2 separate regions of the Homo sapiens genome follow, and region 1 is linked to region 2. The links are chromatin loops, found by intact Hi-C in ENCODE. Cell type or tissue: Caco-2. All regions are shown on one strand.

Evidence for each region. A loop is a pair of places that touch in the nucleus more often than their neighbours do. Peaks named below come from ENCODE experiments on the same cell type or tissue, not always from the same donor. Only the 100,000 strongest peaks of a DNase experiment are listed, where the experiment ranks them.
Region 1: it touches region 2 in a loop (2.6-fold over the local background); 2 of 110 quality-filtered maps call a loop at or near these places.

Annotation. Positions count from the first base shown.
Region 1 is chr2:8,121,549-8,129,548 of GRCh38, reverse strand. All of the region lies in intron 7 of LINC00299 (long intergenic non-protein coding RNA 299), which reads left to right. Among named protein-coding and RNA genes, the nearest start is that of LINC00298, 150 kb to the right of the region's middle. In Caco-2, no CTCF peak of the experiment used is centred here; a DNase peak (open chromatin) is centred at 3,528.
Region 2 is chr2:8,623,429-8,631,428 of GRCh38, reverse strand. All of the region lies in intron 1 of LOC105373411 (a long non-coding RNA gene), which reads left to right. Among named protein-coding and RNA genes, the nearest start is that of LINC01814, 44 kb to the right of the region's middle. In Caco-2, a CTCF peak has its summit at 3,585 (motif pointing left); DNase peaks (open chromatin) are centred at 3,488, 4,188, 5,868, 6,128 and 4 weaker places; H3K4me3 peaks cover 708 bases.

The DNA of each region.
Region 1 (8,000 bases), 500 kb after region 2:
TTATTGAGGATTTTTGCATCAATGTTCATCAAGGATATTGGTCTAAAATTCTCGTTTTTGGTTGTGTCTCTGCCCGGCTTTGGTATCAGGATGATGCTGGCCTCATAAAATGAGTTAGGGAGGATTCCCTCTTTTTCTATTGATTGGAGTAGTTTCAGAAGGAATGGTACCAGTTCCTCTTTGTACCTCTGGTAGAATTCGGCTGTGAATACATCTGGTCCTGGACTCTTTTTGGTTGGTAAGCTGTTGATTATTGCCACAATTTCAGCTCCTGTTATTGGTCTACTCAGAGATTCAACTTCTTCCTGGTTTAGTCTTGGGAGGGTGTATGTGTCGAGGAATTTATCCATTTCTTCTAGATTTTTTAGTTTATTTGCGTAGAGGTGTTTGTAGTATTCTCTGATGGTAGTTTGTATTTCTGTGGGATCGGTGGTGATATCCCCTTTATCATTTTTTATTGCGTCTGTTTCATTCTTCTCTCTTTTCTTCTTTATTAGTCTTGCTAGCGGTCTATCAATTTTGTTGATCCTTTCAAAAAACCAGCTCCTGGATTCATTAATTTTTTGAAGGGTTTTTGTGTCCCTATTTCCTTCAGTTCTGCTCTGATCTTAGTTATTTCTTGCCTTCTGCTAGCTTTTGAATGTGTTTGCTCTTACTTGTCTAGTTCTTTTAATTGTGATGTTAGGGAGTCAATTTTGGATCTTTCCTGCTTTCTCGTGTGGGCATTTAGTGCTATAAATTTCCCTCTACACACTGCTTTGAATGTGTCCCAGAGATTCTGGTATGTTGTGTCTTTGTTCTCATTGGTTTCAAAGAACATCTTTATTTCTGCCTTCATTTCGTTATGTATCCAGTAGTCATTCAGGAGCAGGTTGTTCAGTTTCCATGTAGTTGAGCGGTTTTGAGTGAGTTTCTTAATCCTGATTTGATTGCACTGTGGTCTGAGAGACAGTTTGTTATAATTTCTGTTCTTTTACATTTGCTGAGGAGAGCTTTACTTCCAACTATGTGGTCAATTTTGGAATAGGTGTGGTGTGGTGCTGAAAAAAAGGTATATTCTGTTGATTTGGGGTGGATAGTTCTGTAGATGTCTATTAGGTCCGCTTGGTGCAGAGCTGAGTTCAATTCCTGGGTATCCTTGTTAACTTTCTGTCTTGTTCATCTGTCTAATATTGACAGTGGGGTGTTAAAGTCTCCCATTATTATTGTGTGGGAGTCTAAGTCTCTTTGTAGGTCACTCAGCACTTGCTTTATGAATCTGGGTGCTCCCGTATTGGGTGCATATATATTTAGGATAGTGAGCTCTTCTTGTTGAATTGATCCCTTTACCATTATGTAATGGCCTTCTTTGTCTCTTTTGATCTTTGTTGGTTTAAAGTCTGTTTTATCAGAGACTAGGATTGCAACCCCTGCCTTTTTTTGTTTTCCATTTGCTTGGTAGATCTTCCTCCATCCTTTTATTTTGAGCCTATGTGTGTCTTTGCATGTGAGATGGGTTTCCTGAATACAGCACACTGATGGGTCTTGACTCTTTATCCAATTTGCCAGTCTGTGTCTTTTAATTGGAGCATTTAGCCCATTTACATTTAAAGTTAATATTGTTATGTGTGAATTTGATACTGTCATTATGATGTTAGCTGATTATTTTGCTCGTTAGTTGATGCAGTTTCTTCCTAATCTCAATGGTCTTTACATTTTGGCATGATTTTGCAGCAGCTGGTACCGGTTGTGCTTTCCATGTTTAGAGCTTCCTTCAGGATCTCTTTTAGGGCAGGCCTGGTGGTGACAAAATCTCTCAGCATTTGCTTGTCTGTAAAGTATTTTATTTCTCCTCCACTTATGAAGCTTAGTTTGGCTGGATATGAAATTCTGGGTTGAAAATTCTTTTCTTTAAGAATGTTGAATATTTGTCCCCACTCTCTTCTGGCTTGTAGAGTTTCTGCCGGGAGATCCACTGTTAGTTGATGGGCTTCCCTTTTTGGGTAACCCGACCTTTCTCTCTGGCTGCCCTTAACATTTTTTCCTTCATTTCAACTTTGGTGAATCTGACAATTATGTGTCTTGGAGTTGTTCTTCTTGAGGAGTATCTTTGTGGCATTCTCTGTATTTCCTGAATCTGAATGTTGGCCTGCCTTGCTAGATTGGGGAAGTTCTCCTGGATAATATCCTGCAGAGTGTTTTCCAACTTGGTTCCATTCTCCCCGTTAAAATTTTAATACAAAGGCATCTCCACCACTTAAATTATAAAATAGCAAAGCACCGGAGAAAGCCACAACTTACAGAGATTCAGCTTTTGAAGATCCCAGTTCTGTCTGGGAGGTTTGACACATGGAAGGACAGAGGAAACTTGAGCCATCCCAACTGATTTTCACTCCTGTGCAGGAGTTAGCTATTTAATTTGGCACAACAGTGGAAACGCTATCTTGGGAAAACTGTATTATCCCAATCAAGTGCCTCAAAATGCTGTCAATAGCAGTGACTGACTTCTAGAAGGCCTGGCCATCGCTCCCTCCTCTCCCCATCAGTCCTTTGGGTTCACTCTGGGCCATGTGATGTTTGTGCACAAGAAATTCTTAGCAGACTGGAGCATAAGTCAGACCAAGCTGAACTGTTTGTTGAGCTCTGAGGCCTCTGACAAGCCTCAGTTAATTGTTTAGTGAGGAGCCCTTGACAGGCCAGATCTGGCCGAGGTAGACAAAGTCTAGCCAGGCTAAAACCAGGATTATAGCAGGACTCAAGTTGCCTTTATTCAAATTCAGACATTTTGTGGTACCTAATCTTGTGCTAGGCATTGTGCTAAGTGTTGGGGGATACACACATAAATGGGGAAATTCTTTTGCTCTCTAGAAACTCATAGTTGATTACTAGATTCCATAAATATTTATTAGTCACCAACTATGTGCTAGGCAGGAACACATGAGAGAGCTGATCCTGGGTTTTATGGAGCTCACAGTGGAGCAGAGAACTTGGGCATCCAGCAAGTAACTGGAAGTACAGGTGGCGGAGTCCCAGTGTTCAAAGAAACCCACAGTCCCTGCTCCCTTGGAGGTCACAGTTCAGTGTGGGAGACAGACATGTGGGTTAAAAGTCCAGTGTCGTGTGGCATTTATAAGAGCAAGGATAAAGATTACTGTGAGCTCATAGAAGCCAGCGATGCTAATTTTGCGTGGAAGTGGAGGAATGCTAGTGGGAGGAGACACTGGTAAGAGGGGAGTAAGGCACCCACAAATCAGAACAGCGGGTAGGGCATTCCAGGCAGAGGGAATGTGCTCCTCCTGAGCATAGGAGCAGAGAAGAGCACGGAGAGTGAGAGGAAGGGCGTGCAGGGTGACCCCGCATGGGAGCTGTGAGGCTGGGAAGGCCCCTGAAGGCCAAGTGAGAAGCTTGTTTTCTGATGAAGTCAAATAGATCGTATGTGCTTCCTGCCAATTATTCAGATGGGTTGAGCTCTCTAGGTCAGCTATCTCATGATGGGGTAGTTTCCCAAGAACGGGCTTGGGTAAGTTACTCCCATGAAAGTGTCAGGCATTGTGCAATTTCATAACATGCCCTTTGAGAAGATAAAGGTGACCTTGTGCTCTGGGATCTACAGGGTTTGTGTCACCAAAGCAACCGGAATGACAACATTTCAAAATTCACTTTTTTTCATCTTATCAGTATCACAATGATCAAGTCAGCTGGTCCCTCAAAAATTTAGAATGTGCCTTTGTAAAACGACACAGATAAGAATTTGCTGATGAAATTATAATTCAGTTCTCATAAACACATGCTGGGTCAAACACATAGTCTTTGTTCCAAAGCCTCCCTCTTGCAATGAAGAAACACTCAGTGGGTTTTGTTGATGTTGCTCTGCCCCTTTTGTCAAAGTACCATGTTACACAAATTCATCTTTTTTAAAAGTGAACATTTAAGTGAGTTTTACCTAAGTATTAGGTTGGTGCAAAAAACTGCAATTACCTCTGCACCACCGTAATATTTTTGCAAGATCCTATTAGTTGAGTGGGGAATGCCCAGGTGGCCCATGGTGTAGCCAGGTGTCCAGAGCCCTGGGTCTGGCTCTGCCATTCACCAGCCACATTGCTTGGGGAACGTTTCATACCTTCTTTGATTGTAATGATTTTAAAAATCAAAGGGAACTTGAAAACAATTTAGTCTTCTCCCCTGATCTCATGGATAAGTGCTCATCTGATTGAAGAGACTGAGACAAGATCTCTGTGCTAGTTACACCAAAACCCAGCTTAGAAATGAGTTATTGGAGTCTCACTCCATGGTGGTTTCTCTTACTTCTTTCCGCCTGATTTGTCTCAGTTTCCTCATCTGTAAAAGGAGGACAAGAATTCCTGCCCTGCCTTCTCCATTGGTTTATGGTGAAGATGACACAAGACAAAATGCGCAGAAGCACACTGGCCCTGGGCTTGCCTACACCTGTGCATGTAACAGAGCCAATGCCACCCTCGGACAGACAGGCGACAGGTCTCATCCTTCATGTCCTTCTCCATCCTTTCCTGCTTTTCATCCTTCACTTATAATAGAAACCTATACATTATGGTAAAAATGATATCTTAGCAATTTAGGAATTTCAGACAAGATATTTATTTCTTGAACACCTGCTGTGTGTCAGCCACCTTTTTAGGTATTTTACCATTCAGAAGAAAAGCAGGGCGGGGGTGGGGGGTGGGTAAGGATTAACATATATTATGTGGATGGAATTTGTGTTTGTGTGTGTGTGTGTGTGTGTGTTGTTTAGTCACATGACTTATTTCATAGAATCATTCTTAAAACCACCCAAGGTGAGGCATTCTTATGGCTAACTTACTAGTGAGTAACTGATAAGTCTCAGACAAATGAAATTACCTTCACACACACACACACACACGTCACAGAACAAAAGCTTTATGAGTCTTACCCTTACTATAGGTGAGAGTTTCTTCATCTCAGCATTATTGACAACTTTGACTGAATTATTCTCTGTGGCAGGTGCTGTCCTGTGAACCGTAGGATGTTTACCAGCATCTCTGACCCCCACCCACCAGGTACCAGGAACCCTTCTGCTCCAGTTAGGACAACAGTGTCTCTAGACATTGCCAATGTTCCTTTGGGGGAAAACTAACCACCGATTGAGAACTAATACCATACATGACATGCTGTTATTTTTTATATGATTCTATATCATATTCTATTTAATTTAGAAAAGCTGATTGCAACCTACTAAATTGATTTCCTGACTCACTAACAGATCTTGGTTTGTCATTTGAAAAATACTATTACGGGATTGTGAAATTAGTGGGATGTTTTATAAAGAAGGGAAATGGGGCCGGGCGCGGTGGCTCACGCCTGTAATCCCAGCACTTTGGGAGGCCGAGGCGGGTGGATCATGAGATCAGGAGATCGAGACCATCCTGGCTAACAAGGTGAAACCCCGTCTCTACTAAAAATACAAAAGATTAGCCGGGCGCGGTGGCGGGCGCCTGTAGTCCCAGCTACTCGGGAGGCTGAGGCAGGAGAAGGGCGTGAACCCGGGAAGCGGAGCTTGCAGTGAGCCGAGATTGCGCCACTGCAGTCTGCAGTCCGGCCTGGGCGACAGAGCGAGACTCCGTCTCAAAAAAAAAAAAAAAAAAAAAAAAAAGAAGGGAAATGGATGACATGATTTCCAGAGGCAGTGTGTTGCAGGTACTTTATAGTAATGAGCAAATCAGCATGACAAATTTTAAGATAAAAATACACTACTCTGAAGGTTGTTTTTAGAGGGGATTTAGTTTTTCCAAATACAAAGACAATAGGCTGTTTGGGAGACCTAGTAAATTGTTCAGAGGTGAATTCTTCGGCTGAACATTTGGGGAGGGGCCCATACAGCTGGCAGGAATGTGCAGGGTCCTCCCCAGGGTCCTCCCCAGGGTCCTCCCCTGCCTCCCTGAAGAGCTGGAATGCAGGTGCCTTCAGGATCTGGGAATGTGAAATGATGAAAGGATTTTTTCATTGAAGGATTTATTTGCAAACACGATCCAGAAAAAAGACAAATGATTTTATCAAAAGGTAAAACAAGTAAATGTCACCAGAAAAAGCTATGAACAGTAGGGTTTTCCCTTCTCCTTAAAGGGAGTGCAGCCTTGTACACAATTTTATTAGAACTCTGAGTCTGAAGGCATGCTTGGCATTGGCACTAGATTACTGTGTCTTCCTCAGCACTTTCACTGTTTAGATAACAGTGTAAACTAGGTCCCACAATAAGCAACTGGGTCACTGGTTTGGAGTCAGATGGGTCAGAGTTCGAATCCGGGTTCTGCCTGCTTGGTATGGAAGCTTGGACAAATGATGTTGGTCTTCTAAGATTCATGTTTTTAAATCTTTAAAATAGAAATGACAATATCTGTCTCAAAGCCATCTCAGGGCTTATAAATGTTGTATTAAAAGAAATAAATAGCTCAGTGCCTGGTATTTAGTAAGTATTCAGTGAGTATCATAAACACGACGATCATTACCAAGGGTAGCAGTGATATTATACAAAATCCTAGGCACTGCATACCCTCTGGGACTGGGCTTGTCTGCACCTGTGCATGTGGAAGAGCAAATGACACCCTCGGACAGACGGGCGATGAGTCTCATGCTTCATGTCCTTCTCCACCCTTTCCTGCTTTTCTTCCCTCACTTATAATAGAAACCTACACGTTATGGTAAAAATGACATATTAGCAATTTGCGTATTATGCTCTGATTCGCTGTTTCTTGGTAGAGAGTGAGCTATAAGGAACCCCATTTTTCATTGGGAGCCTAATAGGATCTGCTCAGAAACAGCAGCTGATGACCAGAAATGAGCCACACCCTGACGGCGGGAAGCTTCCAAGTCTCAGGAAAGGACCTCGTGAATCCCCTCTGCCTCCCATTCCAGCTGCGTCACAGGGAGGGAGAACTTCTGAAAACAGGGCTGTGAATGTCTGGTGGCTCAGCTACTTAGCTTCTTAAAGGGAAATAATGGTAGCTTGTAACTCTGTTCCTGGATCAGTGAGGGAGGATAGATGACAATCTATGGAAGGAGAAATTCTGAATTTGCATTATTTCTTGTTGTACCTTTTACAAAGTCTGATGTTAAAAACTGATATTAAACAAAACAAGCATCAGATTGGATGTATGTCCAACAAAAGCAAGGTGGTGACTGAAATCACGGAGGGGTATCTGTGCACGTGGTCTTGCCTGTCCATGCCACTTAGAAACGCTACTTCATCAGAGAGCCTCTCACCGGGTTGGAGCAGTGCCTGGGCAGCCTGTTAGTAACAACAGTTTATAACAGAAAATAAGTCTGATTCTGTTCCAATTTTTATTTTCTCTTTTTTTAATTTTTTCATACTTAAGGTGATAATTTTGGAGGAGAAATGATCCACATAGTTGATACTTCCTTTTATAAGATGGAAGATTGAATGAGATAATATATTTCATAAGCTGTGGCATAATTTTATCTGTGTAAGGTTTGTCAAAATGACCACTAAGAAGGTACAAAAGTCTGGAGAGAAAATGATGAAACTTGGTGATTACAGAATGATACATTCTTGAAATTTTTGGCAAGTGCAGATAGGAAAGAAGATCCAGCAATAAATGCATCCTCTACTCTTCTTTGGACATAGGTCAGTGGGTTCTAAAATAGGTTATGGCCACAGCAGGAATTGTCCTGCAAGACAGCTCTCAACACCTAACCCGCCTTTGCACATCAAAGGACATTAAGGTGCTTTTGAAAATCTCATTCTTGGTGACTATCATAGTTAGAAGGGCCTTTTTTTTTTTTTTTTTAAGATGCTTTAAGAAAAGCAGAAGGCAGAATACCTAGAGGCAACACTAAAATGAATCAGTAACGGATTTAAGCTCGAATGCTTACAAAACCACCCAGCCCAGCAGATTCCAAAATTCACCCTGGTTACACCGTGAAATTCTTTTTTCTAAAAAAGGCCTGCCATTGGAAAGCCTGTTATACAAAATAAATAAATAATATAGCTACGCCAGGGATGGCGAGGA
Region 2 (8,000 bases):
AGGACTCCGGCTTCCTGTCTGGGCGGCTCCACTTCTCGCCCCGCAGTGCCTCACCCTGCCACCCTGTCTCTCCGGGGTCTGCAATGAGAGGTACTGCCTCTGACAAAGGCGCTTGGGAGGAGCGTGTGGAGCAGGAGAAGAGTGCCTGGGAGCAGGGGTCAGCAGGGACAGGGGCCAGGTCTACGCAGAGGATGCTATGGTGGCCAAGGGGAAGGGCTGGGAGGGGGCTTTGCAGACTTGGAGAAGCTTTAAGGTGGTGGGTACAGAGGCATGACCAGAGAGGTCGGCCCAGGTTCCTGGTGCTCCTGCTTGTATTTAATTCCTGGCACCCTGGGGTCTCCTAGCTCCAGGGGAGGTGAGTGATGTGCTCTGGCCAATGGGCTGTGAACTGTGCTGATTGGATCCCCGCTGTCCTGCCTGCCCCAGAAGATGGGAAGCCACGTGCCCACAAGTCTGGGTCCCACCATGGCGCAGCCCCCCATGGGCCCAGGCCCTCAGCCTGTGGGGACACGTGCAGTGGGAGAGGGTGGTCTGGATTTATTCAGCCACAGAGACTCCTCGGCAACTTCTTATCCCAGCTCCATCAGCCTGTCGAGGAGGATTAACTAGGCTTAGAAGTAGCCCATGGCCTTGGGAAGGACGCATTGTATGGGGTTGGGAAACACAAAAGCACGATGAGTTAATGTTTATGGGAGGGGAGGTGGGGAGACCCAGGTAACAATCGCGGGTGGTAGTCCAAGATCCTGCGGTGACCACCAGGGCAGAGCCGGGTGGGGCAGTGGCCACGGAGGGGCAAACGCTGCGTGGGGGGAAACTCTTAACTTCTTGCTTCCAAACGAAAGGGTCCCAGTTTGAAGAACTTCCCCCGACCCCCTGCCCCCCCGCCCCTCAGTTTCAAGTGTGTGTTTTATCCATTTTCTTGGGAACCATATTCCTGAACCCCTAAGCACCTGAACCCTAACTAATTTACTCTGAACCCACCTAATTTACCTAACTTACCCTGAACCCCTAAGCACCTACAGGTTTTAGAATGATGAATAATCCATTTTGGATAAAGGCAATCATACCTGGATTCAGCCAGAATAGGAACTTTTCTAAGCAGATTTTTTGGAAAATAAAATTTTGGGACTTTTAAGTTGAGAAATCAGTGAAACCAAGTACAATATCCCATTAGAAACAGCACATTCGTGAGCACTTACTCTATGACTTTATGAGTAAAAATACTGTTCCCTGAATTATTAAAGGTGAGCATATCCCACCTTAAGATTATTCATACATAATAATGATAGCCCAATGTCCTATAAAATAAACGTATGAAAGTATGATGTACATACAGAGGCATTCACTAATTATATGTGTATTGCTTAGTGAATGATCATGTCTGCTGCCTTTGATTTCTTATAAAGTGACTTTTAGGGTAAAATAAATCAGAATTTTATGACAGGTGGCAGGGTGCTTTCTCATTACATTTTCTGTGAATCAGTTTGATCAACCATAAACATACTGAGCCCTCTGCATTTCTGTTGATGGAGTGTCAGTCCGTGCAACCTGGCTACATGTCATTATTCACTTACATTTTTTCTCTTAATCCTTACAGGGGCTTTATTTGGTGGCTGCTGCTTTATTTGGTGGCTTCTGTAACACTCTCCACTTCACAGGATGAGGAAACTGAGGCACAGAGAAATTGTGTAGTTTGTCAAGAGTCACACAGCAAGTGGGGTGGTGGGGCCATAGTCCAGCCCTAGGCGGTCCCCAGGGCTGGATTCTCCTGCTCTCTGGGCTGCAGGGAGGGGCTGCACCCTCTCTTCCCACACGTGACTGGTGGCCTGGAGGTCCTGGGCTGCGTGTGTTCATACCAGGCCAGAGCAGGCATTCCTTCTATGGACAACTATCAGATGGCTCTCCTGTCCCAGGCACTGGCTGGGAATGCACAGCCTGCTGGGTGAGGCGGTGGGGAAGGTCCCATCCTTACTCCCAATGTTGCCCATAGAAAGAGACTCTAGAGTCTGGCACCAAGGGTATTGGTATTTAGTGTGAAAAAGAGGAAAGAGAAGTTTGAAACGGACACAATTTTCATTTTAAAATTAACTACATGGACTTGTCAAGTAGAAATTAGAACCATGCTGATTTCTGGATGTTTGCACACCTAAAAAAAAATCTGGCGGTGACAGGCAATACTTTCTAAGCTCTCGGGCGTGTGCGTCCACTGGGCGTCTTAAAGGCACAGACAGCATCCATGAGACAAGGTGGCAGGGGCGGGGGGCGGGTGCTGGTCTTGCCTTTATGTAAGAAACGTAGGGGAACATTTCTGTCTTTTTTGGTGGGGGGACAGGGTCTTGCTCTGTCGCCCAGGCTGGAGTGCAGTGGTGCGGTCACGGCTCACTGCAGCCTTGACCTGCCTGGGCTCAAGTGATCCACCCACTTCAACTTCCTGAGTAGCTGGGACCACAGTTGTGCACCACTGTGCCCAGCCAGGGAGCATTCTTTCTCTCAAACCACATGAAACCATTGGCCCCAGAATTTTAATAAGAAGGGGGTGACACCACCCATGATCATTTTATCCCAGATATCTAATACTTTTGTGGCAGGTTAACTCAGCTAGCACTCTGCAGGGTGGGGCACCGGTCCCCCCGCCCGCCCCAACCCTCCGCTTTCTCTTCCACAAGGGGGCTCCCGGCCAGGTGGGGTAAGCAGGTTCAGCCTCTTGCGCCTTGAAGTAAACGATCTTGCATTACAAAGTGCCTGAGTCACTCCTTCTCACATGGGACCGACTGATGTAGATGGCAGGGACACAGGGTTTGGCTGAGACCAGCCCTGTGCCAGCCAGGGGAGGGAGGCTGACCCCAGTGTAAGAGGAGCTCAGGAGATGAAGAATGGAGACCACCAGGAACCGTCCAACTGCCTTCTCCGTGCCATGTCAGTGAGGGTTGCGCAGGTGCCTGGCCCAGTCAGCCCTGGGAGGCCCTAGTGCATGACTCCCGGGCGTCTGCCTCGGGGCATCCCTGCTGCTCCTTCCTCTTCACCTCCTAAGCCACCTCCCAGGCCTTGGTGCTGAAGGAGTGGCCAGAACTAAGGAGGGGCTGCCATCAGGTGGATGGGGCATCCATGAGGGTGCAGCGGAGGGACGCCCTGCTGGGAGGGAGCTCGGAGCTTGAGGGGGCTGCCGGAAGGGCCTGGCTAGGCCTGATTCTGGGTCTGCTTGGAGCCTGCACTGCCAGCAATAGTCTCTTAAAGCTGAGGGTTTTTTTTTTTTCTGCCAAAAAAATGTTTTCAGTAGTAGATGCCACTTCCACAGAGATCTGAGGTGCACACAGCCTGGAGTGCGAGGTTCGTGGGGGTTGGGAAGATGCTGTTACCTGGTAAACGTATCTTTCAGGGGACAGGTAAGTCCCCAGGTCTTTGGAAGGCAAGCATCAAGAAGTGAGGGTGGAACCAGGGTGGGGCAGGTCCTGCTTGGATCCTTGCAGACTTTGCCCCGGCTACCGGCTGCTCCCTGTCGTGCGCCTGGCGTGCTGGGTCCCCGCGGCTGCTGTGCTGGGGAGCCCTCTGCAGGGCGGCCTCCTCCGGGCCACCCTCCTTACATCAGCGGAGGCCACTGAGGATCCACTGCAGGCATTTTCTGACACTCAGGGCGGAATGACACTTAGAATGTCCTTTGGTGATTCTGGCGCTTGAGATTCTGTTGAGGCAGGGAGTGTGGCCGAGGGGAGACCCTAGAGTAAGACCTGGGGTAGCATCCCTTTTTTTCTGCTCTCTAGGGGGTGGCGTTGAGGCTGCTCTTGCTAAAATGCTCCCTTTCTTTTGCTTGTCTGTGAAGTCCCACAGCTGTAAGGGAGAAATGAGGGCTGCACGAGGCTGTTCCCCTCAAAGTCTGGGGTTCCCTTGCAGGCAGGGTTCTGAGGGTCCCCGGTGCCAGAGGCCTGGGTTCCACTCCCGCTGGGTCACAGGCACGTTGTGAGGCTGAGGCTGTGGTCCCGTTCCGCATGGCACAGGCTCACACAGGGGAGCTGAGGACCCCCACACGGAGGGGACTGCGTTCCCAGGAAGCCCCCCGTTCCCCCGGCGCTCAGCCTCGGAGGCATTCAGCCTTGGAGGTTTGATGGGGGGGACAGGGAACGGGGTCCTCTCTCTGTTTACCCGCGCCTCCTGGGTCACTCACTGCAAGCTGGGACTTAGCGCAGATAGCACTTGATTGCGCCACTCCCTGCTCAGAGAAGGCCCTGTAATCCGGAGGTTTCCTATTTGTTTTTTAGTTTTATGGGCATTTAGTAAAATGGCTATGATTACGGCCTGTGTGTTTAGCTGTAGAGGCAAATTACATTGATAGCCCTTTCCCCTCTCTCTCTCCCTCTCTCTCTCCCTCTCTCACACACACACTCACACACTCTCTCACATACACTCACACACACACACACATCACTCACACATGTACTGACACACAATCATACACATACAAACACACTATTGCTATCACACAGACACACATGCTCACCCTCACACACAGTCATACACTATCACTCACAGACTCCCACACACAGACTCCCACACACACTCCCACACACACTCACATACTCTCACACTCCACACACACAGTCATACTCTCAGACACACACTCTCAGACTCCTCACACATACTCTCACACACATTCTCATACACACACACACTCACTGTCACAGACACACTCTCGCACACCCCGCTCATCCACTCCACTCTCTGCCGCCTCGTCTCAGCTGGGCCTGCAGCTCCGCTGTGAGCTGTGAGCCACAGGCTGTGAGGAGCGCAGCCACCCCTGCTCTTGGGGGCCGTGGTCTCCTGGGGGGTTTGTCGGGGGTGAGTGTGGGTGCTCCAGTGAGGGTCCTAGCGTTCCCTCCAACCCGCTTCATGTCCCGCTCTGTCTACTGGGGTTCTTCATGAGCCCCATTTCATTTGAAGAAAGGATTGGATAGCTAAAAAGAATCTGAATCCGTCTAAAAAGATTTTGGAAATTCCTGCCCACCCCCAACCCAGGTCTGAGGCACATGTGAGTAGATTTAAGCATGTCCACAGCCAGCGCTTCAAGGCAGGTGTGAGTGGGATCTAGGGCTGGACACAGAGGGGCTGTCCTTGTGGGCTGGGGGCCTGGAAACCGTGCTCCAGGGGTGAGAGGGCCTTCCTCTTTGGAACGCTTTCTGGGACACCTGCAACTGTTTTCTGTCCTCACAGCAGCGCATCTGTGGTCCCCGCATCTGGCCTGCGTCCATCGTCCACCAGTCTGCTCACCTCCAGGCAGCCCCGTTTTCTAGGGCTGCCTCCGGTCCCACCCAGCGCTCCTGGTGGCTGTGCCTGGTGACTGGGACGACTTGGCAGTGTGGTCAGCGGCATGGCCTCGTAAACTCCAGCTTCTGGAAAGGAGCTGGGCCTGGGCCTGAACGATGGTGGTAGGACCCACTGCTGGACCCGGCCAGGTGGGTGGCACGGGCTGGATGAGAAAGGCAGGTCCTGCAGGCTGACTCAGAGTGCCAAGCAGCTGAGGCGGACGTCCCGGGTGCAGTTTGCTTTGAGGGGTCATCCCGGTGCAGCAGAGCGCTTCTGCAGGAGTGGGTCACACGTGGACATCTGGGCAGGCTAGGGACACAGGGCCTCAGTTGCTAGACCTGGCTGGGCTCGGGCTCCTGGGGGCAAGGCCTGGCCCCCATCCTGTTGCCAGAAGATGCCCAGATCAGAATCGGGGGTCAGGGGTGGACCAGATGTCTGGACTGGGGAGGACTCTGCCCGTGCTCCAGGCACACTCTCCCCTGGGAGCCTCATTCCAGCCATTCCCTCTACCAGGAATGGTCTTTACCCACAGTCCCTCTTGGTTGACCCTGGCTTTGGCTGTAATCTCATCTCTCGATGAGGTCCATGTTGACCAACCTATTTAATGTACAACCTGCCCCCACCTTCCCTCACCCCCTAGTTCACCTTCCCCAGTCTTCTATTTTCTGTGTATTGTGACCTTTAACCTACTACATAACTTATTTATGTACCAAGCTTATCATTTATTATCTCTCTCTCCTTTCTAGAAGGTAGACCCTCAATCAGGATCTGTTCAGTGGATTAGTGAGGAAATCTCCAGACCCTACGCTTCACTTTTGGGGGTGGGAACCTCCCCTCCCCAACCACCTGCCACAGGGAAGGAAATACCATGTGTGACAAATAGAATACAACTATCAAAAGAACGCGAAATGAGCCCCATGAACGCCAGACCTTTCAGCCAAATTCTATTTGTACTGGGACAATGAAAAAGTGACTCATTTATCCACAGAAGAGGGAAAGGCACGACTGCTAGGCAGAAGTAGTGTGCATCTCCCGCCTTCTGTTTTGTGCCCCGATGTGCCTAGAAGGTCACCCCAGCCCCTCCAGCCTCTGGGGAGAAGTTGGGCCTGGGCCTGAATGATGACACTGGGGCCCATTGCTGGACCCGGCCGGGCGGGTGGCAAGGGCCCTGCTGCAGACTGGACGAGAAAGGCCAGTCCTGCAGTCTGACCAGGTGTAACCTCGGGGTGCGAAGCAGCTGAAGTGGACATCCCGGGTGCAGTTTGCTTTGAGGGGTCATCCCGGAGCAGCAGAAATACCATGTGTGACCCATTTTAGAGATGAGGAAATGGAAGACTCCTCTGCTCTAGGGCCCCAGTTGTTGCCCCTGCCCTACTTCTCCCGATCAACGCTGCCTCCTTATTCAGAAAGCTCAAGAACCGAGTCCCCAGGAAAACGACATGTTGTTTTTTTTGGCACTAATCATTATTGTTTAATTATCCTGGGAGGGACAATAAGAGGGAAGGAAGAAGGAGAAGGTGAGTCTGGAGGCAGGGCGCCTTCCCCGGGGCTGTGTTCAGCACCAGCACCGAATGCTCTGGGATGTCTGGGCAGAGGCTCAGAGACGCAGCTTGACTCAGAGGGAAGCTTAGTCCTGGGCCAGTTTTCAAGGGTTTCCTCTGTGTTCTGGTCCTGCGGGTGGGCACTGCTTGCTGTGTTCAGACACTGATTAGATTAGGGCAGCTTGCCAAAGACAGGTCCCTGCTAGAGCAGCCCTTGGTGGCCAGGACATCGTGGTTGCCTGTGCCTCGGAGCCCTGGCTTTGCCCAGGTGGTCGCTTTGCAGCATTGTGTGGCTGGGTTGGAGGCCAGGGTGCTGCCCACACGTGGGGCTGGCTGGAGCTCGGCAGTCCAGTCACATGACTGGTCAGGGCCTCCTCAGCTCCTCCGTGCCCAGGGAGGGAGTGGGGCATTCCCCAGTGACCTGTCACAGGTGGCACAGTTCCTGGGATGGGAGGCCCAGTTCCCATAGACCTAGGGCAGATTTTTATCCTGTTCTCAGATGCCCACTGCATCCAGGAAGCTCTGTGTCTCCTGTGGAGCAGGGCTGAGGCCATCAGCTTGAGCTCATTTCCCTGGGGCTTGGGGGTTCGTGTGGCCCCAGTCTGTGTCTCCCAGATCAGCTGCTCCTCTTCCCTGGTCCATGAGCATTAGTGGGTTCTGGTCTGCCCAGTGGGCACCTTCTTCCACATGAAGCAGTGGAAGCAGAAGCAGTGAACACTCCGGAAGGGTCCACTGTGTGCCAGGCTCAGGGACACAAAACTAGATCACGGGTGAAGTTCCACAAGTGTGGGCATGTGGCGTGCCCATTGAGTGCCAGCCGTGTGCCGGTAGCTGAGAACTCAGCAGCGCAAGGTAGATGCAGGCCGCCGTTCTTGTGTAGTGAGACCCACAACAGCAGCTCCGAAGCGGGTGTCCAGAGAGAGGGGGTCCTGACTCTGACTCGGGGAGTCAGAGGAGACCACCCTGGAAGAAGTGGCGTCTAAGCTGAGACCTGAGAGTTAGGACTTAGTCATTTAAGGGTTGGGGGTAGGGAGGGGTGGGCAGGGGTAGAAGAGGGTTTCCAACAGAATAGCATGTGTGAGGCCCTGAGCAAGACAATTTGGGACCAGAGTCACATTTGTGTGACTGGAGAGTGCAGGGCAAGGGAGGGAGTGGTGAGCCATG